Linked DNA regions of Homo sapiens: regions 1, 2, 3, 4 and 6 are each linked to region 5. The links are chromatin loops, found by intact Hi-C in ENCODE. Cell type or tissue: Caco-2. All regions are shown on one strand. Region 1 overlaps HDAC7 (histone deacetylase 7). Region 2 overlaps SENP1 (SUMO specific peptidase 1). Region 3 overlaps VDR (vitamin D receptor). Region 4 has its middle 7.4 kb from the start of ASB8. Region 5 holds the start of TMEM106C (transmembrane protein 106C). Region 6 holds the start of LOC124902927 (a long non-coding RNA gene).

Region 1 (4,000 bases), 170 kb before region 5:
GGCACTGGGGGGCAGGGGCTCTGAGCGAGTCCGGCTCAGTGGCCAGTGGAGGCCTGACCCAGAGAGCCGCTCGGTGGTCATTAAGGACTGGGCAAAGTGGAAGGGCAAGGGCCCAAGCCCGGGCACTGGAAAGAATCGGGGGGTGGAATAAGGAGGGAACCACAGGGAGCAATGGAAGGAAGCGAGGGTATAGGGTGGGGGGCCAGGGTGCAGCAGGGCAATGCGCAGGACAGGGGGACAGAGATGGGGAGGAAGGATGGGTCCATCCCAAGCTTGGCTCTTAGCAGGGTGCAGGGACCCAGCCCCTTCCCTGAAGAAGCAGCAGACTCACCAGTCAGCAGCGGGGCATGAGAGCCTGAGGGGTCCAGGAGGAGAATGGGCTGCAGGCGAGAGGGCAAGGTGCCCCCAGCCTCGGGCTCCAAGCCATGGGGCAGGAAGAGGGGAGTGTGGGGGCTCCCCAGGATTGGCCCCCGAGGGCCCAGAGTCGGATGGGTCCTGCGGTCACTGTCAGCCTGGGGGAGAGGCGGGAGAAGTCACGGGGAAGAAGATTCCAGCAGAGAACAATGAAGATGATGGGGTGAGGCAGCAAGAAAAGGGAGTGAAAGAAGCTGGGGGGGCTTGGAGTGGGGGTGGGCACCCCAGCCACTCACCCTGGCAGGGGCGGGCAGCCCCAGAGTGATTGCGGGCAGCAAGGACACTGTCGGCAAGGCGAACGGGGCCACAGAAGTCTCCTGCAGCCGCAGCCGCTGGCCCAAGAGCGCCTGCCATAGGGAGCAGGGCGAGGGTCACCGGTCCCAGACCTCTACCCCGGCGCACCTTCCCCAGAACACCCAGGAGGCTCTGGCAGGGGCTGCCCAGACCCTGCAGCCCCAGCCCAGGTAGGGCCGCCTGCTGGAAGAAGGCTGAGCCTCAGAACTGCCCCAGGAGAGCCCAGTCTCGGCAAGGCCTTACCTCCGAGCCCAGGATGGGATTGGGGCCGTGCTCGCTGTCATTGGGGGAGCTGCACCCTGATGCGGGCGTGCTGCTACTACTTGGGGAGGAGTCTGAGGGTTGGGGAGAGAGGGAAGTGCAGTCAGAGGCCAGGGTGGGCAGGAGGGTACAGCCAGGCCGCCTGGTGCAGGAGACCCGGGAGCACCCCCTTCCTTAACGAGCACCTTTGCTTCCTGCTTTCTTTTTTTTTTTTTTTGAGACAGAGTCTTGCTCTGTTGCCCAGGCTGGAGTGCAATGGCACGATCCCGGCTCACTGCAACCTCCACCTCCTGGGTTCAAGCGATTCTCCTGGCTCAGCCTCCCAAGTAGCTGGGACTACAGGCATGCACCACCGTGCCTGGCTAATTTTTGTATTTTTAGTAGAGACAGGGTTTCACCATATTGTCCAGGCTGGTCTCAAACTCCTAACCTCAGGTGATTGACCTGCCTCAGCCTCCCAAAGTGCTGAGATTATAGGCGTGAACCACCGCGCCCGGCCTCCTGCTTTCTTCCCATCAGAGCAGGAAGAAGACAGGCCACCTTTGGCCTACAGCACCTTTGCATAATTTTTTGAAGGGTGCCCCCTTTTCTGGGAGATGTCACCTTAGCTAACAGAGCAGGGACTGGGTTTCAGCCCCAACTCCCCCGCTTCGGCAAGTGTGTGGGACACCCCCATGCAACCACGCATGGCAGTCCTAAGGAGGGGACCCCTGTCTAGGTGGGGCCTGACCCAAAGGGACAAGACCAGCCAGGTTTGAGGATGGCAACCGCACTGGCTCAGCCGGCCCTCACCTCCGAGGGTCTCTGCGGGCCGCCGCCGGAGGCTGGGGGGCGCACTCTCCTTTCGGAGCAGTGGATTCTTCCTCCGCTCCAGGGACTTCTTGGGCTTATAGCGCAGCTTCAGGTTGGGCTCAGAGACTGCAGGGAGCACCAGCGTCACTCAGGCCCCCACCACCCTTCTTTTTTCCACCCTTTAACCCCTCAGTCCCAGTCATCTCTATCGGTCAAGGAAAGAGAAGGCAGAACTAGAAAGAAGATCCTAGCCTACCGATGATCTCCTGGCCCAGCCCAGCCCGCCCACCCCTGCACACTCCTCCCCCATGTCCGAGGCCCTTCCCCCTTCCTTTGCCTGAAAGGTCCGCCTGTTTGTTCAGCTCACCTGTCTTGCGCAGAGGGAAGTGCTCTGGGGGGTCACTGGGCAGGCTGGGAACAGGAGGCAAAAAGCTGCTGAGCATGGAGCGGGTGGCTCCTTCCGTCTCCAGGGGCTCCAGGGTTCTACAGAACGAGTGCCAAGGCTGCTTCAGAGGTGTGGGGACACTGCACGGGCACTGCCCTGAGCACGGGCCCTGGGACCTGAGGGGGAGGCTGCAGCGGGCAGGGCTGGGCAATGTGGGGCTGGTAGGAATGGGGACCATCTCCAGGTGGCAGCAGTGGGCCGCCTGTCCGCTCCAGCAGCTATAGTGCAGAGCTCTGACCTAGGCATAGAAGCCAGGTGCTTGGTGCGTGGGTGAAGAGCCCACTGGGGGCTCTGTCACCTGCACTAGGAACCTGCTCTGGGAACCAGGACATTTTTGCGCTCAGGGAAAATATAAAGAGAGAAGGGGCTCATGTGCAAGAAAAAAGCCAGTAGGGTGTGTGTGTGTGTGTGTGTGTGTGTGTGTGTGTGTGTGTGAGAAGGGCTCAGGTGGGGTGGGGAGAATTTAAAGAGAGGAGGGCAGGTATCAGTTGAGAGAGGGGCTCGGGGGCATTATGTTTAGAGGAAGGGTAAGGACTGGTTGTGGCAACTGGGGAGGAAGGAGGCAAGTGTGTGTGCTCATGGCTAACACGGGGGCGGGGGTGGAGGGTGCATGTGGGGACAGGAGGGCAGGTGAGGAGGGTGTTACCTGTAGGGAATGCCGGGGCTGTTGGGATGGACTGTTCTTTCTAGGGCCGCCTGCTGTTTTTTCAGAATCACCTCCGCTAGCTTCTGCTTGACCACGCTGCTGGCTACAGCACCTGTAGGGGCAGAGTCAGGAGGGGGCTGGAGGTGGGTGGACAGGCGGCCTCGTGGCACTACCTGGCCACTGCCCTGTCCCCATCCTCAGTAGGAGGCGTCCCAGGGACTCCCTAGGCAAGAGCCAAGCCCGAGGCCCTACCCCTCCCTAGAGCCTCCAGACACCACCCCCCACCCCCACATCCCCCACACATTCACAGGCAGAGCCCAGGCAAGCAGAGGGAAAGCCTCGGCTCAGGCCCAGCTGGCTGCGGCCCTCCCACCTCACCCCTCACAAGCCACACAGGCAGCCGCAGGCACCTGGCTGGTGGGGCTGGGCTGGGCTGGGGTGGCCACCTCCTTACTTCGCTTGCTCTTGTCCTTGTGGAGAAGCTGCCGCAGCTCTTGTTCCTGGGGTCCCACCTGCAACTCGGGCATCGGCGTGTCCATGGAGAGCTGTGGGCAGGGCCGGCAGCCCAGAAAGGGACAAGGAGTTGAGGACTGAGACTGGTGTCTAGGGATGCTGAAGGCGGGGAGGCTGGGGACCAAGCTCAAGGTGGCCCCACATGCAGGGAGCTCCATCTTTACCCTCATGGGCTCCACCGAGCGCTGCTGCTGCAGGCCTGCTAGGAAGAGGTGGTGGTGCAGGCGCTGGGGACGCTGCAGGGCCAGCAATGTGGGCTCTGGTGGGGGCTCCACTGGGGGCCGCTGGCCCACCCGCAGGTCCATGGGCTGCGGCTGAGGGCCTGGTGTGTCTGCACAGGGCCTGGGGCAGCCTAGGGACAGAGAGAGGGAGCAGGGTAAACTGGAAAGTTTGTCCTCGGGGGCATGATACAGCCTGATCCCCCCTCAGCCTCCCTCAGGCTCACTTGACAATGGCAAAACACTCTCATGGGGGTTTTTCCTCACTTAATCCTGTCGTGGTCCTGCAAGGTAGGTATTATCAATTCCATTTTACTCGTGAGAAAAAAGTCACATGAACTGTGCACAGTAACACTGTATCACTGGTGGTGTTTGAACGGAGTCTTCCGACTCCACCACAGTGCTCCTCCACTAAAC
Region 2 (4,000 bases), 98 kb after region 5:
AGAAGCAAAAGTAAGTTTTATTTACTTGTATACCTAAATTATATCCATGTATTTCTAAATTTATCTGATGCCTTTTAAAACAATCCTTAGTCCCTCAAAGGAGAACCATTTGGCCATAAAGAGAAACACAAAGCCTAAAGCAGTACTCAGGATAATACACCTAGAATCTTAAAGTTGGAAGGGATTCCAGAAGTCATCCAATTCAATCTCCAGGAATTAATACATAGTTTCTAATAATGACACCCATTTGAAAATATTTCCTTCTGTTTCTTGACTGCTTCAATCTACTTCTACTTTTGCAACTAATTTTTCCTCTCTCCCTTTTTCTAAAAAACAGACAGGATCTCAGAGTCTTGTTCTGTCACTCACCCTGTAGTAGAGTGCAGTTGCACAATCATAACTCACTGCAGCCTTGACAACCTGGGCTCAAGCAATCCTTACACCTCAGCCTCTCAGTGTTCGGATTACAGGCATGAGCCACTGCTCCCAGTGTAATTTCTCCTCTCTTTAACTCTATCCTCCCTTCCCTTAATTAGATATTTCTATTAGTAACTAATCTCCTGACCCAGTATAGAAATCCCCATCTACGGTGTCTTGATTGTAACAGTCTTCTTGCCTCCTTTTGTATTCTTTATATGGCAGCCAGTTCCCACATTCCATTTTTGAGACGTTTTATTATATTAATCCTGTCAATCATTAGTCCTTTGAAGTTGTACAGAATTTAACCAAACTGACCTATAGAGAAATCCATTTATGAAAAAAATCTTAAAACCTACTGTATGAATAGGTACTGTGGTCACTCTTCTTTTAGGAACAGGGTATCCTAATGGCTTTCCATACATATCCCAAACATAGGATTTCTGGATTTTATTTTCCTTATAAACTGAATCTGATTCCTTTTACTTCCTTGCTCTTATATTACTTTTTAACTCTGAAAGCCTACAAAGTATGGTACTTTGTTTATAAAATGATAAGAACAATGTATCAGTCACCTATTTTGGAGAAAGTTTTAATACATCTTATAAAGCAGGAAACAGAAAAAGAAGAGAAATTATTATTAATGAAAATATCTACTTGAGGGAAGAAGAGGATTGAACAGAGGACAAATCATTTGCAAAAGACTGATAGTTCACAACTGAGAAACAGAATTAAGTTTTGTATTCTTTTGAAGACACAGAGTCTTGCTCTGTCACCCAGTCTAGAGTACAGTGGCTCAGTCATAGCTCACTATAAACTCAAACTCCTAAACTCAAGCAATCCTCCTGCTTCAGCCTCCTGAACAGCTGGGACTACAGGCATATGCCACCATGGCTGGCTAATTTTTAATTTTTTTGTAGAGATCGGGTCTTGCTATGTTGCCCAGGCTGCTCTTGAACTCCTGGCCTCAGGTGATCCTCTCACCTTAGCCATCCAAGGCACTGGGATTATAGGCATGACCCACTGTGTCTGGCCAAAATTAAGTATTCTTCAATGAGTATCAATACTTAAGGATACCTAATAATACTCCATCAGGATGTTAGCTTCTCAAGGGCAGTAACTTTGAAAGCCTACGAAGTATGGTACTTTGAAAATGGTGCTTTTTAAGATAGCTCCCATCATTATTATGGACATGTGAACTGGCACTCATTTTCAAGGATAACATCATTCTGAACTGAGAAGAAATGCACTCCTTCTACAAAAGTTATGGCTAGGGGTGGTAGGGATAAAGTAGACAAAGAATCTTTCCTTCTTCTCATCTCCTCTAAAATAATGTAATTTCCATTAACTTAGCTTGCTAAAAATCCAGCCTCTGATGGGCCCAGGGAATGGAAAATATGTCCTGATGAATGCTGTCTCTGTAAGGAATCTCACTGAGGTAAATGCCACAGTAAATAGCAAGAACTCAGCTCATATCCTACTGATTGCTGCCCTCTAGGAGGTTTTCCATGATTTACAACAAACTAAAGCCTACTATCCCTTTAGAGTAACTGACCTCGCACCACCAGCAATGGCAGGAAATAAATGGCAAAGGACCACAGATCAAAAATAACTTATCAGTGGATACTTATAACTATCCTTGATTTAATTTCCTCCTTTGATTTGGTGAGCTCTTTTTTTCCATTATTTGAACCAATGTTCTAATATCTGAGCCAAAAGAGGCAAAGAGGGTTTCTTCTAAAGAAAGACAGTAACAAACCATGCCTTCCTTATTATTCTTGGTCACAGATATTATTCAGGGAGTGATGAGCTTCTGAAATTTTTATCTTATAAACCAACCAGTGGCAAAAAGAATGGGGCTGGCCCCAGAGAAAAAAAGCATCCTGGACATGATATATGGCTCCTAAGTTCTATATATCTGATCCTAAGACCAGTATCCAATTTAAGATTCTGAGGTAGTTAAGATATAGTAGATAAGACCCAATGCTTGGGTCTTAATCTTGGCTCTGCTGTTTACTAGCTGTATAACCTTGCAAGTTTTTAAATCTTTCTATGCCTTGTTTCTTTATCTGCAGAATGGTGAACTATCATATCTACTTCCAAAGATATGATGACTATTACAAGAATAAAACACATAAAACATGAATCGTACTAATGAGGTAAATGATCAATAGTTATTGGCAAATATTATTTGGAAGGTCTTGATCATACAAAAACAGGATATGGATATCTAAAATATTTAATGATTACTACACTGAGAAACTAAAAATCCTCCACAGCTGTGAAGCTTGAGTATACCCAGATTAGCCAGGGATGCTTATGCAAAGAAGGTACTTAGGAAAAGATACCCAACCCAGTTTTCTTTTGCTGTAAAAATAACCTTCTAAAATAAAACAGGTACCTACAGGTTTAGGCTTAGGAACAGATCAGTTTAAAAACTGTAGTGTAATTAATATACTTAAAATAAATTGGAGTTAGGAGGTGAAGACCGTAACTTCTCCCCCAATACCTCAAATATTTAATAATAATATAACTTTTTCAATGTCCATTTAAAAAATATCATACATAAATGGAGGCGATTTTGGAAAGCTTGTCATTCGTAATATAAGTGATCTAAAATGAGTAGAACTTAGGTAGAAAGGGAAGTAAAACTGGATTCCTATAAAGAAATCCCACAGTATTCCCTCATGCTGCAACATGGTCGGCTAATACTTATTTGTTCAGAAGAGATGAACTGCAGAATAGGAGCCTTAAAGAGTGAGAATACCAATGAGTGAATGTCTTCTTCAATGTTCAAATCTTCAACAAGAAAAGGTAAATTCAGTGGTTCTCAGACTTTAAAATACACCTGAGATGTTTGTTAAAAATGCCTGTCTCCACCACACTCCCTCATAGTTACAAGAATGAAGAGGCCTATGAGAGATGATTCCAATGCAGGTCATCCATGGACCACATTTTGAGAAAAAGTGAGATAATGCCTTAATTTAACTGCCACTTAATGTTTACTATTTGTATGTAAAAATAGATGCAACATTACCTCATCATTGAGCCAATTCAGATGGTTTAGAGTTTGAATATCTTTGCGTGTAATGGTCAGGCGAAATGCTTCACTGAGAACTTCATCCTGATTCCCATTACGAAATACATTCTTTATTTCTTTCTCCATTTCCTAAGAAAACAAAAGGTGTCAAGACATCAAACACGCGTGGCTTCAGAAAAACCGTATTTCTCACCAAACCCCATATAATCCTCAGACTATATTTATCACCATTCGATTGTTTATAAATTTACTGTTAATCAGTTTACTTCTAACATTTTGGTTTCTATTCCTTCCCAGTAATCCCCGATTACTTCTTTCCACTTCATCTAGTCCTCCCTTCTCTTTTTCAGCACAACATTCAGATCCTTGTTTCCATATTAATTCCTAAAGTCTGGAACAACCTTCCGCTATCAAATTTTCTAAGCACATGAGAAAAATTAACTGTATTTTATATCTCTGGTCCAAATGACTTCCTGAGAAACAGAATTTTTCATAAAAGGTAGTAAGAGAGTAAAGGCAGTATCTTTTAGAAATTACTTTCTT
Region 3 (4,000 bases), 93 kb before region 5:
TGGTCACTGAGGGGCTGCTCTGTCCTCCCACTGGCTGTCTTGTCTGGCTCAGAGCTCTTCCTGTTAAGCCTGCAAGGCCATGGGCACCAAGAAGACAGCACATCGTCAGCCTAGCCCAGCCACCACCTACAGTGATGTGAGCCAAAGCCTCTCACCAGACTGGGCCCGGGACTGAGAGCTTCTTGAGGCCCCAGGGCCTATCAGAGGCCCCGTCTGTCCTTCCCCAGGCTCCAGGGAGCCTGCCTTTGACCCTCACTTGGGGGCAGCCCCCCCAGCTGCAGGGTTGCCTGAAAAGAGATTCCACTGCTTCGCCATCTTTCTCTCATTTTTCTCATGTCACTTTAAATATGAAGCTCCATCTCAGATGTCTATACGCAGGAGGGTTGGAGATTGCCACTCAGCCCCACTTTGCCTGACAACAGGAATGAGGCTAGGAATAGGAAGAGAAGGCCGGGCGCGGTGGCTCACACCTGTAATCCCAGCACTTTGGGAGGCCGAGACAGGCGGATCGCGAGGTCAGGAGATCGAGACCATTGTGGCTAACACGGTGAAACCCCATCTCTACTAAAAATGCAAAACATTAGCCGGGCGTGTTGGCGGGCGCCTGTAGTCCCAGCTACTCGGGAGGCTGAGGCAGGAGAATGGCGTGAACCCGGGAGGTGGAGCTTGCAGTGAGCTGAGATCGTGCCACTACACTTCAGCCTGGGGGACAGAGCGAGACTCCATCTCAAAAAAAAAAAAAAAAAAAAAAAAGGAATAGGAAGAGAAAATAGTGCAGAGCTGAATTAAGAGAAAGTACTGGGACTGGGTGCAGTGGCGTGAGCACGCCTGTAAGCCCAGCACTTTGGGAGGCTGAGGTGGGCAGATAGCTTAGGCTCAGGAGTTTGAGACCAACCTGGCCAACATGGTGAAACCCTGTATCTACAAAAGATTAAAAAAAATTAGCCAGGCATGGTGGCATGCGCCTGTGGTCTCAGCTACTTGGGAGGCTAAGGTGGAAGGATCGCTTGAGCTGGTGAGGTCAAGGCTGCAGTGAACCAAGATTGTGCCACTGCACTTCAGTGTGGGTGACAAAGTGAGATCCTGTCTCTAGAAATAAAAAATAAAAGAGAAAGTACTGGGGGTAAAAAAAAAGTTTGGCGCCCTTGCTTCTGCTTAAGAGTTGTCATATGAAGCCCGAGAACACTGAAAAGGAAGAGGACACCATTACGCTCTGGAGCGTGGGGTCAGTGTTCAGGGTATAGAAAGTTTGCTCCCCAGCTCCAACTGCCAGACCCAGAGGCTCTCTGGAACTCAGATCCCAGAGCTGGCCTTTCAGGTGTGTCTGGCCCAACATGTCTGTTTGCTGGGCCACAGATCCTCTTGGCTCAGAGGTCCTGTTCTTCCCTGTTCTCCTGCCTTCCAAGGGCACTTCCACATGTGTGGCTGTCATTTACTCTCTGCCCACGAGGAGTCAGGGCAGCCAGACTGCCCAACCCTGGCTCTGTGCTTTGTCCTGAAGGTCTACACCCTACCCTGCCTTCCTCCCAATACTAATTGCCTGTGAGCTGGTTTGGATTTGAGAAACAAGAGCTTCAGGTTTCCATGAGAGCCCATTGCCTCAGCTGCTCTCTGAGCCTGGACCCTGTCATCCTCTGGTTGGTTGGCATTTATACCCCAGCTCAGGAAGGGGGGGTAGGGGTGGGGCAACCAAGCTAAATATAGATGCAGTTTCTAGAAAGCCAGGGGTGAGAGAGGACATTGACCGATTCTCATGCCAGAGACCAGTTTATCAAAACAGAAAGAGACAAAAACCTCACAAAAGCATCAAGAGCCTGGGGCCAGGGCCTCAGGCCTGGGACAGTTGGGCCTTTCTCCAGTAGGTGGCCTCTGCCAGCAGAGACGCACGTTGCATAACCCAGGCGTAGGGTCAACTATCCCCTCTGGGCTCCATCTCCACTGCACTGTCACAGAGATTCCAGCGTCTGCTCAGGATACAGGAACTAGCGAGAGCTCCTGATCTGAAAGCTATGTGAGGTGCTGGGAATGCTTACTAGTTTGATTATGGTGATCATTTCACAATGTATATGTATAGCAGAACATCGAGTTGTGCACCTGAAATATAGACCATGTCTATCTGTCAATTATACCCCAGCAAATCTAAAGGAATAAAAAGACCTACATCAAATGATGTAGGGGCCTACATGTATGTGAGAGGCAGCATCAGGGGGTTCTCCTCAGGTGGGTTTAAAAAAACATTAAAGGATGGTTAGCACTGTAGAAAAGAGCACAGACTTTTTTTTTTGGAGGGCAATTGGCAATGCGAAGCATGTTAAACACACAGACATTTTAACGCAGTAAAGCCACTTCCAGGTATTTATCCTGTGGGTAGATCGGTCCATGGGCGCAATGGTGGTTACTGCAGCTCTGTCTGGAGAAGCCAAAGACCGAACCTAAATGACCATGACAGAGGACTGGTTTCTTTCTTTTCTCTTTCTTTCTCTTTCTCTTTCTTTCTTTCTTTCTTTCTTTCTTTCTTTCTTTCTTTCTTTCTTTCTTTCTTTCTTTCTTTCCTTTCTCTCTCTCTCTCTCTTCCTTCCTTCCTTCCTCTCTTTCTCTCTTTCTATCTGTCTGTCTATCTGTCTTTCCTTCCTTCCTTCCTTCTTTTCTCTCTTTCTTTCTTTTTTTTTTTTTTCTGGATGGAATTTCACTCTGTCACCCACGCTGGAGTGCAGCAGCACGATCTGGGCTCACTGCAACCTCTGGCTCCCAGGTTCAATCGATTCTCTTGCTTCAGCCTCCCGAGTAGCTGGAATTACAGGCATGTGCCACCACGCCTGGCCAATTTTTTGTATTTTCAATAGAGATGGGGTTTCACCATGTTGGCCAGACTGGTCTCGAACTCCTGACCTCAAATGATCCACCCACCTTGGCCTCCCAAAGTGCTGGGATTACAGGCATGAGCCACCGTGCCCAGCCAGGCACTGGTTTCTTATCTCACAGAACCTCCATATAATACTCTGTGACTATGAAAAAGAAAGAGGAAGAATGCTGAAATGGGAATGAGCTTGAAGAAGTGTTCTTTAGCAGATAAAACCAAGATGCAGAATGGTGACGTGTGTGCACACACACATACACACACACACATATGCACTTTTACATAAAGAATCTGGAAGCGAACACGATGAGCTGGCAACAGTGACAGCTTCCTGGAGGAGGTAGGGAACTAAGAATTGGGTTGAATAGGTGATTTACTTTTCACTTACATATCCTCTTAAACTGTTGGCTTTTTAAAAAGCCATATTATGACGTTACATTTAAAAAATCCACTACCCACTACAACTACCTAAACATTAAAAATGAAATGCAGTCTTTGGTTAGATCGATATGTTTGAGTTTAAATCTTAAAGCACAACCTTGGGCAAGTTACTTAACCTTCCCATCCATTAGTTTCCACATCTGTAAAATGGGAGCAACATTTCAGAGAGGGTTGTAAGAACTAAATAAAGGAAAAGGGAACAGGACCTGGACAAAGGAAACCCTAAATAAAGGGAAAGAAGAGAAACTAGCAGAAAGAGGCAGTGGGAGGGAGTGCTGAGAGTGGGTGAAAGTAGATTTTAAAGTAGATTTTAAACATCTCATTAAGAATTTGAGACCCCTGAAGCAGACACCATGTCTTAGGCCTGCTCTCTGGGTGCCTAGCATGGGAGCCTGCAGGCAGCAGAGTTTGAAACCATATTTCTGTTTCATGTGCTGTAGCTCCTGATGTCTAGAGCCACAGCCCCTGTGCTAGTTACAGCAACCACTGTCCAGTTCTGTTGAGCACCAGCCAGTTCTACCCAGCCTTTGACCGACATGAAGCTCTCTCAGAGCCCCTGGCCCAGCCCTTCCCTCTTCATACCTGATATTTAACTCCTTCTGTTTAGGAACCTCTTTTCAGAGACCACTGCCAACACATCACATAGTTATACTTTCCAAGTTCCATGGTAGAGAAAAGGAAGAAAGGACCATCTGTCCTCAA
Region 4 (4,000 bases), 200 kb after region 5:
CACCATGCCCGGCAAGAAAAAAAATATTTTTAAAGTGGAAAAAGACAAAAAATAAACTTGTATTTTGATCACAGCCCATGTATCTTGCATTCACTATTCAGATTCCATCTCTGCATATTTTAGTTGGTTATTTCTGTTCTTGATGTTTTGATTACAAGTGATTCCATGAATTTTGTGTTTTAGTGTGCTGTGTCTCCCATAAGACTTTTAGGCCACTGTTTTTTTTCTTCCCTTCCCTCCTGATTCCAGTTCCGCTCTCAAGAAGTGCTCATTAGATGATGTTGATCAACAGTATGACGAATGTTCCTATTTTCAGACCTTGGCATAAACTTGATCTGGAAATTTGATAATGATGTTTTGCCTGTAATGATTGCTGCTATCACTGTTCAGCAGTATTAGTATCCAGACTCTGCGGGTACGGGGTATCCCAGTTTACAGACCTGGGTGTCTTGCCCTTTGAGTCTTGCCAGTACTGAATGGCCACAGGCTTTTGAGCAACTCCTAATTGGAGTAAAAAACCTTTATTCACTTGGCTGGCTCCATACCCTTTCCTGATTTTGAGTGGATCTTTCAGAGTGACAGTGTGCTGGGGGAGAGGAATTCTGCATTGCAAGCTTCTAAGTGGTAACATGAAGCATTTCACAACAGCTTTTAAAATCTCTGGCCAGAAATTATCAAATACTCCCCTGTCTTAAAGGCCCCATCCTTCTCTATCAGGGGTTGCCTGGCTAATGTTGATGGCAACGTTTCCCTGACACCCTTCCTAGAAAAAAGCAAGTTAAGTAAAAAGGGACCCCTTTCAAATAAGTTCTCCATCAACAAAGAAAAAGAAACAAACCAAAAGGGAGTTTGAGATACCCTAAGAGTGAAGGAAAGAGAGGGAATCAGTCAATGTTTACAAAATAGGGTAAAAAAATAAGATCCAAGTGTCAGACTAGTTGGCTAGTTGGGAAAAAATAGCTTTCTTTCAATAATGGAATATTTTACTTTACTTTGAATTTGTTCAATTTTTAGGACTATCACTTATAGCACATTCCTCATATTTAGAAATAATGTAATATTATGCAAACTTCATAAAGACCAAGATTCCAGTTCTGATAGTAGCTCTAGTTACTTTACTTGTAAAAGTAAGTACTTTTATAAGTAAAAGTAAAATTACTTACTAAAGTAAGTAATACTTTACCTGAGTCTCAGTTGTACAATGGGATGAGAGTATTAACACCTACTCCAAAAGTTAATTTCATAAAACCTAGACCACATTTGTGAAAAGTGGTTTTGTAAACTACATAAATGTTGACATGTCATCTTTATATGATTTTATATTTGTTCAAGGAGGTTACCAAATATCTCATCCTCCCAGTTACATTGTGGCGCCTTTAAAAGAGCAGAGATTTAGATTTCTATACTCATCTCTTTTGTCATTGCACAGTTCTAAACACACAATAGTTATTTAATAAATACAATGGAATTGAACTAAAATGAACAGATCTCCCAAAAATGGGAATAGTGGAGTGCCTCTATGTCCTAGTCCCTGACGTAGAAAAATTGAAAAGGAAGCTTTGGAACTAGAGCAAAGAAAAAGAAAGTTCAGAGGAAACATAATGTAAGTCTCATGAAACCTTTCATATGCTTAAACCTTGTACTAGAGAAAGTAATTCAGCAAAGAAAAGAACAGTATTAATGTGCAGCAGGGATACTCTCCCAAGACATGCCATCAGGATTAAACAAGGACTTCTTTCAGAAACTGCTCAGAGGCAGACATGCGCTCAATAGCCAAACTCTACTCTTTTTTTTTTTTCCTTTTAACTTTCCCCAGGGCTTGGGAAATTTTATGAATTATCTATTTTTTAAAAATTGGCTTTTAATCAATATTTTGTTATTATTTTTGGTCATATAGTCTACCAATATTTTCCACTATCAGAGCAATTATAAAACATTTTCAGTCTTCATAGAGAAAAATTGCCTGAAGGATTTTGAAAAAAAAAGTACAGTAAAAATACAAATAACAATTTTAATGATAATACTGAAATTATATATATATATGATACTATTTTTCCAAGAATGTAGGCATTTATAGCTAAATTACCTAGCAAATCAAGACTGAAGGGGACAAACTGGTAGGAGAGTTAATGTCGTCCAGGGGAGGGAAATTACAGAGGAAATGACTACTTGCTTGGTACAATTGGGTGGTCCAGATTAATCTGGAGAGTTCTATGAGCAAGACAAAGAGAAAAGAAAGGAAAAGAAAAAAGATCTGGTTCTCTGAATCCATTTGAGAAGCAAATTACAATCAATGTCAGAATTTTCTGCTCACCTGGGTCTATGCTATTTCTAATGGGAGTGTGTCTCCCCCTGGAGGGCAAGTAGAGCATTTGCTCCTTCTTGCTTCTTGCCCAAAGTTGAATGATTCGTTCTTGGTTCATTCATTGAGTCTTTGATTATATCATTAATTGGTTGATTGATTAATTCACCCATTAATTCAACAAATACTTATTAAGTTCTGTCACTGTGCTGTTTGTTGTGATAGACACTAAAGATCCAGCCAGCTAAGATCAAGAGAAATATGGTCCTGATCACTAGGAAAATTACAGTTTGATGTGAGAAACAAATATTAGATAGTCACCTGTATGCCTAAATAGTCACAATAGTGATGACTTCTGTAAAGGAAAAGTGCAATGGACTGACTATTTATGTCATCTCAAAGTTCATATGTTGAAATCCTAACCACCCCCCAAGGTGACAGTATTAAGAGGTGGGGCCTTCATGAAGGAGGTTATTAGGTCATAGGAGCACAGTCCTCGTGATGAGACTAGTGCCCTTCTAAAAGAGGGAACTTTGCCCCTTCCACCATATGAGGACACAGTGAGAAAGTTCTATCTATGAGCAAGTGGGGCCTCACCAGACACCAACATCTGGGATTTCTTGGACTTCCCAGCCTCCAGAGCTGTGAGAAATAAATTTCTGTTGTTTACAAGACACCCAGTTTACAGTACTTTTGTTATAGTGCCCAAATAAACAAAGAGAAATAGTAGAGAGGGTAATAGGATGATTCAGTAGAGGACCTAATTCAGGCTGGGAGGTCAAGAAAAGCTTCCCTGAGCATAGACCTGGAAGATGGGTGGAAACAACCAGGTCAAAGGTGTGGAGGTGTGGGGAGGGGGCCTCCCAGCCAATGGAGCAGGGTCAGGGTATTCAAAGACCCTAAGGAGGAAAGAGCTTAGGAACCTGGAAGACAAGGAAGAGGCCAGAATGAGAAGACAAGAAGCTGGAAAGGTAGGGAGGCTCCAGATCAGGTGCGGTCTTGGGGGACATGTTAAGGATTCTGAACTGTATCCCAAAAGAACAAGAAGCCTATCAACAGGTTTTATTCAAGTGACATGACCACATGTGTGTTTTTAAAGGACCACTTTGACTTTTTAAAGAAGAATGGATTATAGTGGAGCCAAGGCAAGGATTAAAATAGAGAAAACAGCAGCCTAAGTGATCTGGACAAAAAGTCAAGCAGGCTTAGATTTGAGTGGTGGCCATAGAAAGGGAGAGAAGGGGGTGAATTTGAAATATTTTAGTGTTAGGACTGATAGAACTTGGTGATTGGTTACAAGTTGGAGAAGGGTATTGTGGTCAAGAATGACTCCTAGGCTGGGCGCAGTGGCTCACACCTGTAATCCCACCACATTGTGAGGCCCAGGTGGGTGGATCATTTGAGGTCAGGAGTTCGAGACCAGCCTGGCCAACATGGTGAAACTCTGCCTCTACTGAAAATACAAAAATTAGCCGGGCGTGGTGATGAGTGCCTGTAATCCCAGCTACTCAGGAGGCTGAGGCAGGAGAATCGCTTGTACCCAGGAGGCGGAGGTTGTAGTGAGCTGAGATGGTGCCACTGCACTTCAGCCTGGGCAACAGAGAGAGAGAGACTCTGTGTATATATCTTTCTTTCTTTTTTTTTTTTTTTGAGATGGAGTCTTGCTCTGCTGCCCAGGCTAGAGTGCAGTGGCGCCAT
Region 5 (4,000 bases):
TATGAACAAAGAAACCCACCCATTAAAAAGTACCCTCTAGGCCGGGCACAGTGGCTCACGCCTGTAATCCCAGCACTTTGAGAGGCCAAGGTGGGCAGATCACCTGAGGTCAGGGGTTTGAGGCCAGCCTGGTCAACATGGTGAGACCCGGTCTCCACTAAAAATACAAAAATTAGCCAGGTGTGGAGGTGTGCGCCTGTAATCCCAGCTACTTGTGAGGCTGAGGCAGGAGAATCGCTTGAACCCGGGAGGCGGAGGTTGCAGTGAGCTGAGACTGTGCCACTGTACTCCAGCCTGGTCGACAGAGCAAGACTCCATCTCAAAACAAACGAACAAACAAACAAACGAACGAAAAGTGCTTTCTAACCTCTTACGTACGTGCCTTTTTTGTGGAGGTCTGGGGAAGGGGGGGCCCTACTACCGAATGAATCTACTCCTTGGTGCCTCTTGGCACCTAATTGGCTTGCAAAGCTCAGCTGTGGGGTCCGTTCCTGCGAGAAGCCAGCAGGACTCCCCATGGAAGGTTTCCCCCAGGCTGGGCCCCTCTGACTTGTGAGACTTCCAGCAGCACTTTTATCTACAGTATTGGAGGGGTCTGATGAAGCCTCTGGGTTCCCCTCCTGGACTGAAGACAGGTTCTGATATAATTGCCGGACGGGTTCTCCTTGCCCGTTGCCCAGAGCTGATTCATCAAGACAGGGGAATTGCAATGGAGATTTTAATTCATGCAGAGCCGGCTGAATGAGATACCAGAGTTTTATCACTCAAATAAGTCTCCCCGATAATTCAGAGACTGGGGTTTTTTAAGGATAATTCGGCTGGTAGGTATCAGGCAGTGGGGAGTGCTGATTGGTCAGGTTGGAGATGAAATCATAGGGGGGTCTAAGTGGGTTCTTCTTGCTGTTTTCTGTTCCTGGGTGGGATTGCAGAACTGGCTGAGCCAGATAACTGGTCTAGGTACTGCCAGCTGGTGCCTCAGAATGCAGGGTCTGAAAAATATCCCCAGCACCGATCTTAGATTTTACAATAGTGATGTTATCCCTTGGAGCAATAGGGAAGGTTTGGAATCTTGTGACCTCTGTCTGGATGACTCCTAAACCATAATTTCTAATCTTGTGGCTAATTTGTTAGTCTTACAAAGGCAGTCTGGTCCCCAGGCAAGAAGGGGGTTTGTTTTGGGGAAGGGCTGTTATCTTTGCTTCGAAGTTCAACTATAAACTAAATTCCTCCCAAAGTTAGTTTGGCCTATACCCAGGAATGAACAAGGGCAGTTCGGAGGTTAGAAGCAAGACGGAACTGGGTAAGTCAGATCTCTTTCACTGTCATAATTTTCTCACTTACAATTTTTGCAAAGGCAGTTTATCCGAATGCTCCGCATGTGTGTACCCTCAGCGACTACACAGCTCCTGTACTATAAAGAATATTTCAGAATGGCTTCGGTAGCCGGCAGCACCTTCCTCCTCTCGCAGCAGAGAAGTGTTTTGCTCTGGAAACTTGACTGGAGCCTTTCCCAGCCTATCTAGCGAACAGCAGAGCATCATCCCGACTCCGCGGACTACCGCGGCCCAACAGCAAGGGTCGCGGCTCCCCGGCGCTCTCTGCCGCCCTCTACCGGAACCGAGGGAGCCAGACAGCTGCGATATTGGGAAGGCCTCCGGAGCCGCGAAGAGCGCACGCGCGAGCGCGCGCCCGCGTTCTCCTGGCGGGCTTGGTATTTGGCGCCTGCGCGCTGAGTGCGTGCCGCTCCGCCGACCGAAGAGGCTGGTAAGTCCTCAAGCTGGCAGGTGGTCGGGGGAGCGGCCGGAGAGGAGCTGCCGGGAGTTCGTGCCCTGCAGGTCTGCGACGCTGGCGTTCGCTCCTGCCTGGGCCACTTTGGTGGGCTCAGAGCATCGCTTTTTGCCAAGGGGCGTGACCTGAGCCCGCCTCCTGGGGCTGGGGGGTGGAGAGGAATGGGAATCGTTAAGGCCGGTTATCAATTTGGTGCCTGTTTGTTGCTCGAGGAGGGGCATAGAGCTTACAAATAGTGAAGAGGAAGGGGCGAGGCTGGACCAGGTGGGAGCGGGGGTGCCCCAAGTCCCAGGGCGGTGAGGATCGAGGCAGGTGCGTGAAAGGCAGGCCCCGTTCCCCCTCCCCACCCCCGCCGGCTGTGTGTGGCGGGTAAGAGGAGAGTGGGTAGCACTACTACAAAATGAGGGTCCCGATAGAAATCGTACAGGTGTTGGGACCACACTCAGGGCGGCAACTTGTCATTTTTGCGTTTTTAATTTTCTTATAGAAACAAGCGATTTCTGTCGTGATTCACTGGGGCCGCTAACGTGCACTCCCTCTTTTCATCTTAGGACATGACACCAGTGGCATATCACGGCCATGGGGTCTCAGCATTCCGCTGCTGCTCGCCCCTCCTCCTGCAGGCGAAAGCAAGAAGATGACAGGGACGGTTTGCTGGCTGAACGAGAGCAGGAAGAAGCCATTGCTCAGTTCCCATATGTGGAATTCACCGGGAGAGATAGCATCACCTGTCTCACGTGCCAGGGGACAGGCTACATTCCAACAGGTGATCATGGAGGGATGATTCCCTGATGAGAATCCCAAGGTACCCTCGGAGTTCTCCTGTCTGCCCAGACAACTTTTCTTCTAGGCAGTAATACCATAATAGAGACAGTGCCCTGGACAGGAGCCAGCTCAACTGACTTAATACACTTGGGCAGTTCTGCAACTTCTCTTCCTCTCCTTATTTTTCCAACCCTTTCTTTTCTTTACCGCCACTCTTGTTCTTTTCCTGAGGTTTGGAACATTCAGTTCGCTCTGTGTTGTGGGATTTGTTGACAGGCACATTTCTTTATCGCTGTCACAAGGATTGGGACAGCTTTGCGGGGGAACCATCTTGGAAGCTGCTTTTCAAGGAAATGGGTAGCTAATCCTTAACAGCCTAAGGTCAGAAAAATATATCAGGTCAAGAGAGAGAGACAAATACTTAGCCTTGGTACAGGATCATCTATTACTATTAACAAATTGGCCCTCAGAAAGTCTTTAACAGTTTAGCTGGAGAGTCACAGAAATTTAGAGCTGGTTAGGACCTTCAAAATCATTTACTCCAAAGCTTCCATATGAAAGGCAAGGAAACCATGGCCTTGAGAGATTCGACGACTCTGCCAAGCCCATGCAGTAAAGCCAGAACAGGATCCCAGGTTTTTCAACTTCCACATCACTACCCTGGCAGCACTGATAGATGTTTTATAATTTGTGGCACTCTCTTGTTTCTTGTTCATTAGACCCAACATGTGAATTTCACTAGTATTTTTTAAAATGTCTCATTCCAGAAGAATATTTGTTGTGGCAGGCTCAAGTGAGACGTGAAGGAAGTACTGCCAACACATGGGATTTACAAAATAATTGTTTGGCTCTTTTCTAGAGCAAGTAAATGAGTTGGTGGCTTTGATCCCACACAGTGATCAGAGATTGCGCCCTCAGCGAACGTGAGTTACCTGCTTCTCACCTGTTAATACCTACTTCTGTCCCTAATCTCTTTCTGTATGTATGAATGCCAGTTAATTCTTTGAAAACTACACATGTTCTTATAAGTTCCCCATTTTCCTTATAACTGTTTGCCCAAGCAAGATATCTCTGCCCCCATCACAATCTGGGGAAAGAAACTTGAAGCTGGAAATGCTTTGAAGGTCAAGGAATGGAATCAGAAGAAACTGGGAAAGTGGAGTGTTCTGGGAGGTGTGGGACTGTCTCTGTCCACATAGCTCCTTTCTTCAGCTTTTCTTCCCAGAGTGCAAACAGTGTTTAAAGGAGTTTTAAAAGGTTTCTCCTGCTTCACTGCTTCTTAACTGGTTTATGGTTCCTGGCTCTTGGAACTTCCCTTTCAGCTCCCTTCTCTTTCCTGGTTTTGTGTTTAATCTTGACACATTGAACCTTGATATCTGACTGCCTGGGTCGGTCATGTGCTGTGTCATTTGCAGTAAGCAATATGTCCTCCTGTCCATCCTGCTTT
Region 6 (4,000 bases), 58 kb after region 5:
AGTTCTCAGGTCTCCTTCCAGAGAGATTCCAAGCATATGCAAGCAACTGTGTTTAAAAATCATCCCTCACTCCCATCTCAAATGGTAAAAATCACCCCTCTCCTCTCTTGGCACAAATGGTAATATACTCCACACACTGGTCTACACAGGACTTTTTCACTTTCTGTGTCCTGGAAAGATTCCACACCCACACGTTTCTGAAATTCTCACTATTTTAATATTGCTTAATATTCCATTATACAGATATACCATAATTTATTTAAGCAGTCCCCTTCTGATGGACATTCGGGTTATCTCTAGCCTTTTGCTGAGATAATGCTGCAGTAAATATTTGTGTATATGCCATTTTGCACTTGCACATTTATCTGTTGGATAATTTCCTAGAAGCAGAATTGCTGGGTCAAAATTGAAGTGCATTAAAAAAATTTGACAGATAAATTCCCTTTAACACTGCATGCACCATTCCCATCAACAATGTATGCCAAAGCCTATTTCACCAAACCTTTGCCAGCTACCACCGTCATGGTTTGCAGAGGACAAATCTCACCACCATAGCCACTCCTTGTATAGTAATCAGTTCTTTTGGTCCTTGCCAATCTGAAAAGTGAAAAATGCTGTCTCAGGGTGGTTTTAATTTGTATTTTCTTTCTTTCCTTTTTTTTTTTTTTTTGTATTGGTTTTGCTTCATTTTCTGGGAACTGTCGGTTCATATGCTTTGCTTTTCTATTCAACTGTTGTTCTCTTTCTTATTTGATTTACATGAGATCTTTATATAGAACATTACCTCTTGCCTATAATAAGAGTTGCAGGTAATTCTTCATGATTTTTCATTTTGACTTTTTTTTTTTTTTTTTTTTTTTTGACACAGAGTTTCGCTCTTGTTGCCCAGGCTGGAGTGCAGTGGCACAATCTCGGCTCACTGCAACCTCTGCCTCCCGGGATCAAGCGAAATCTCCTGCCTCTGTCTCCCAAGTAGCTGGGACTACAGGCATGCACCACCATGCCCGACTAATTTTTGTATTTTTAGTAGAGATGGGGTTTTACCTTGTTGGCCAGGATTGTCTTGAACTCCTGACCTCAAGTGATCCGCCTGCCTCGGCCTCCCAAAGTGCTGGGATTACAGGCATGAGACACTGTGCCTGGCCTCATTTTGGCTTTTGACTTTGTTTATGATTATTCTTTTTGTTTGCCATGCAAACACTTTTTATTTTTATATGGTCAAATTTATTGTTATTTTATTTTATGGTTTCTGGTTTCATTCATAGATTTTAAATTTTTTTCTCCTGGCTCCTTTAAGTTCTTTTAGGGTTAAATTTTTACATTTAAATTTTTGATCCACATACAATTGATCTCATTTTAAGGTATGAGATATACATCTGAACTTACTGTTTTTTCTCCCAAATGTCTGCCCAGTTGTGCTGGGACATTTATTGAAAATTCTATCTTGGCTGGGTGCAGTGGCTCACACGTGTAATCCCAGCACTTTGGAAGCCCAAGGCAGGCAGATCTCTTGAGGTCAGGTGTTCAAGACCAGCCTGGCCAACATGGCAAAACCCTGTCTCTACTAAAAATACAAAAATTAGCCAGGCGTGGAGGCACACACCTGTAATCCCAGCTACTTGGGAGGCTGAGGCACAAGAATTGCTTGAACCCAGGCGGCAGAGGTCGTGGTGAGCCGAGATCATTCCACTGCATTCCAGCCTGGGTGACAGCAAGAAAAGTCTATCCTAACTGGTTGAAATGCCATCCTTGCTCTACTATAAATTCCAGAGTTTCTTTGTGCCCATCTCAGTACTTCTGTGTCCCCTGCCATGTGTATCCAAGCACCAGCACCACAGTGCCTTTTTTTAGGCTCCATGCAGCTTAACTACAGGTCCCTGGGTCTGCAGACATGGAGATTTGCTGACCCTGAGGTGGGATGAGGAGGTAGGGGAAATAGCAAAAGAGTTGGATATTAAGATCAGAAAGCTTCTGGGCTCTCTCCAAAGAACCCCTAGCATCTAAAATGGCTTTGCTCCTATACCTCCTCTCAAAACAAAAAAAAAAAAAAAAAAAAAAAGAGAACAAAGAAGTCTGTTTCCTTATTCAACAGCTATTTGTCCAGCCTGAAAGAGCCCCTCTAGTCTAACCCTGTGCATGCTGCTGATCCTCTCCCAGAGTGCCTTCCAAGATTATTTCAGGAGCCTAGGAAGGCCCTAAGTGTGGCTTTGATCGCCATATTGGAAATGCTTCCCTCACTGGCTCCCTGGGCTCCAAGCCCAGTACTTGACAGTTGCCTGTAAACTGAGCAGGTCTTTATCTTAAAGACATCACAATGGACCCTAAACAAACACATTAACAACCACTCAGAGACCTAACGCTGGCCAATAAACAAACCCCCAGGAAAGCTTACTCAGAAAAGGTTCCTCCTTCCTGCAGCCCCTGAGGGCAGATCCCGGAGTCCCTCCTTCCTCAGCCTGCAGGCTGCTTTCCAAGGGCTCTCCAGCCCTCCCGGCAGGAATGTAATCATCTGCCCTGCGTGCCCTGCCTTCTCTCACCTTTACCCACAATAACCCAGCATGGTCACAATGCACTCAGTGCATACCTATTGCAAATAAAACAAGAAAGTAAATCTCCTTCAAAGGAACAGCTAATAGCTCCAGGCTACCAAAAACAATGTGTTCTATGGGAGCTAGCGATTACCCTATATACCAAGGGTTTAAATTTAAGGTCTTTAGATGAGCTTCGGAGGTTCCCTGAACCCCTACAATGATTTGCAAAATTTATATGTAGACTTATGAAGGGCATTTTTTCCCTAAGATACCGGGAAGGAGATTCCCTGTATCATCAGAGTTCAATATCAAAAATTTTTTTTAAATCTAGGTATCTATGGATAAAAGGATATGATGTCTAGATTTTGTTTCAAAACATTTCAGTTGGAGGACAAAGAGTGGGTGAAGTAGGTGCAGTTATGGATTAAACAAGATTGGCCATTAGTTGATACTTATTAAAGCTAGTGATGAGTGCTTGGAAATTTATTATATTATTCTGTCAAGAAAGAAGTGGAAGGAAGGAAGAAGAAAAGGAGGGAGTGAGGAAACCTTTTGCTACAGACTACGCTGAAAGAACCAGACAGACCATAGTATACATCTGCTATTCTCATAGTCCTAGCTTTATAGGAACAACTGCCCAGTGGATTGCCTGGTCAGTGTTTGAAAGCCTGGCAAATTTGTGGGTGCAGAGGCATGTTCTTCTCACTCTCACCCCCGCTCTCTATCCTCAGCATCACCCAGAGAGAGGGACCAGAATCCCTGAGGCCATCTTGGTTCATCTGCACCGTCTCTCCTACACCTCTTCACCCCTCCCCTCTCCACTTCACTCCAGGCTGCATTGGGGCGGGGAGGTGATCATCCAAGGCCCTGGCTCTCCATCGAGACCCCAGCCAGGTAGAGCCCCTATTGCCTGAGCAAGCTTGCGCAGGATGGGGCTGGAGCTGCACTATTTGGATCTTCTTGGAGTAGAAAATTCACAAATTCCAACCTCTGCTCCCAAAGCAAACCTCCCCAGCCCAGGTGGCTGCATCCTTCTCCTCCCCTCCCCCCAGTTCCCTGGGTCGCCAAGCCGGAGGCTTTGAAAACCAGCTTGTGTTTGGTTTGTGAAAGCACCAATGTTTGCAATGTTTGCCCAGCAGAGAAGGAGCATATTTTCTCCCTTCCAAATGCAAACTCAAAAGATGCTCCACCAGTTTTTCTTCAGACTTTCCACAGGAAACATAAATAAGAAAGAAAAATGACTTTAGGTGCTGAGACCTGAAATGGAATTTCAACCCTGAAGGAACTGCCTGTAACAAGCACTCTCTGTCCTTCAGTGAAGGCTTCGAGAGCCTAGGTGCATGTTTCTTTCCTCTGAGTAGCCTTCACAGATGAGGCAAGGGGAGGAGCTGAACCAGTTCTTAGACCTGACTCCCAGCTAGATCTTCAGCCCCACACAATGAATGGCCGGTGACTGGCACAGCAGCTGA

What was found. Peaks named below come from ENCODE experiments on the same cell type or tissue, not always from the same donor. Only the 100,000 strongest peaks of a DNase experiment are listed, where the experiment ranks them.
Region 1: it touches region 5 in a loop (5-fold over the local background); 3 of 110 quality-filtered maps call a loop at or near these places.
Region 2: a loop joins it to region 5, with 7 times the contacts of the local background. A loop is called at or near these places in 2 of 110 quality-filtered maps.
Region 3: a loop joins it to region 5, with 2.6 times the contacts of the local background. A loop is called at or near these places in 9 of 110 quality-filtered maps.
Region 4: it touches region 5 in a loop (13-fold over the local background); 43 of 110 quality-filtered maps call a loop at or near these places.
Region 6: it touches region 5 in a loop (3.0-fold over the local background); 7 of 110 quality-filtered maps call a loop at or near these places.

Annotation. Positions count from the first base shown.
Region 1 is chr12:47,795,256-47,799,255 of GRCh38, forward strand. It overlaps HDAC7 (histone deacetylase 7), which reads right to left. Exons shown (of 26, transcript NM_015401.5): 3 at 3,530-3,717; 4 at 3,307-3,397; 5 at 2,853-2,964; 6 at 2,129-2,244; 7 at 1,762-1,887; 8 at 952-1,043; 9 at 651-761; 10 at 332-512; 11 at 1-125. Among named protein-coding and RNA genes, the nearest start is that of HDAC7, 23 kb to the right of the region's middle. RefSeq lists a silencer at 2,271-2,470. In Caco-2, a CTCF peak has its summit at 2,377 (motif pointing right); a DNase peak (open chromatin) is centred at 2,413.
Region 2 is chr12:48,060,256-48,064,255 of GRCh38, forward strand. It overlaps SENP1 (SUMO specific peptidase 1), which reads right to left. Exons shown (of 18, transcript NM_001267594.2): 13 at 3,455-3,586. Among named protein-coding and RNA genes, the nearest start is that of SENP1, 44 kb to the right of the region's middle. In Caco-2, a CTCF peak has its summit at 1,933; no DNase peak of the experiment used is centred here.
Region 3 is chr12:47,868,807-47,872,806 of GRCh38, forward strand. The region is part of intron 3 of VDR (vitamin D receptor); the gene reads right to left. Among named protein-coding and RNA genes, the nearest start is that of VDR, 34 kb to the right of the region's middle. RefSeq lists enhancers at 1-187, 1-72, 173-242, 1,009-1,058. In Caco-2, a CTCF peak has its summit at 1,856; a DNase peak (open chromatin) is centred at 1,895.
Region 4 is chr12:48,162,946-48,166,945 of GRCh38, forward strand. No RefSeq gene overlaps it. Among named protein-coding and RNA genes, the nearest start is that of ASB8, 7.4 kb to the left of the region's middle. RefSeq lists silencers at 2,121-2,415, 2,181-2,475. In Caco-2, a CTCF peak has its summit at 2,357 (motif pointing left); a DNase peak (open chromatin) is centred at 2,339.
Region 5 is chr12:47,961,870-47,965,869 of GRCh38, forward strand. It overlaps TMEM106C (transmembrane protein 106C), which reads left to right and starts at 1,727. Exons shown (of 8, transcript NM_001143842.2): 1 at 1,727-1,835; 2 at 2,340-2,554; 3 at 3,413-3,476; 4 at 3,969-4,000. The coding sequence starts at 2,368. In Caco-2, a CTCF peak has its summit at 1,603 (motif pointing left); DNase peaks (open chromatin) are centred at 1,692 and 2,452; H3K4me3 peaks cover 1,086 bases.
Region 6 is chr12:48,019,573-48,023,572 of GRCh38, forward strand. The region is part of intron 2 of LOC105369750 (a long non-coding RNA gene); the gene reads left to right. It overlaps LOC124902927 (a long non-coding RNA gene), which reads right to left and starts at 2,603. Exons shown (of 2, transcript XR_007063293.1): 1 at 2,393-2,603; 2 at 199-597. RefSeq lists an enhancer at 1,946-2,937. In Caco-2, no CTCF peak of the experiment used is centred here; DNase peaks (open chromatin) are centred at 2,469, 3,589 and 3,989.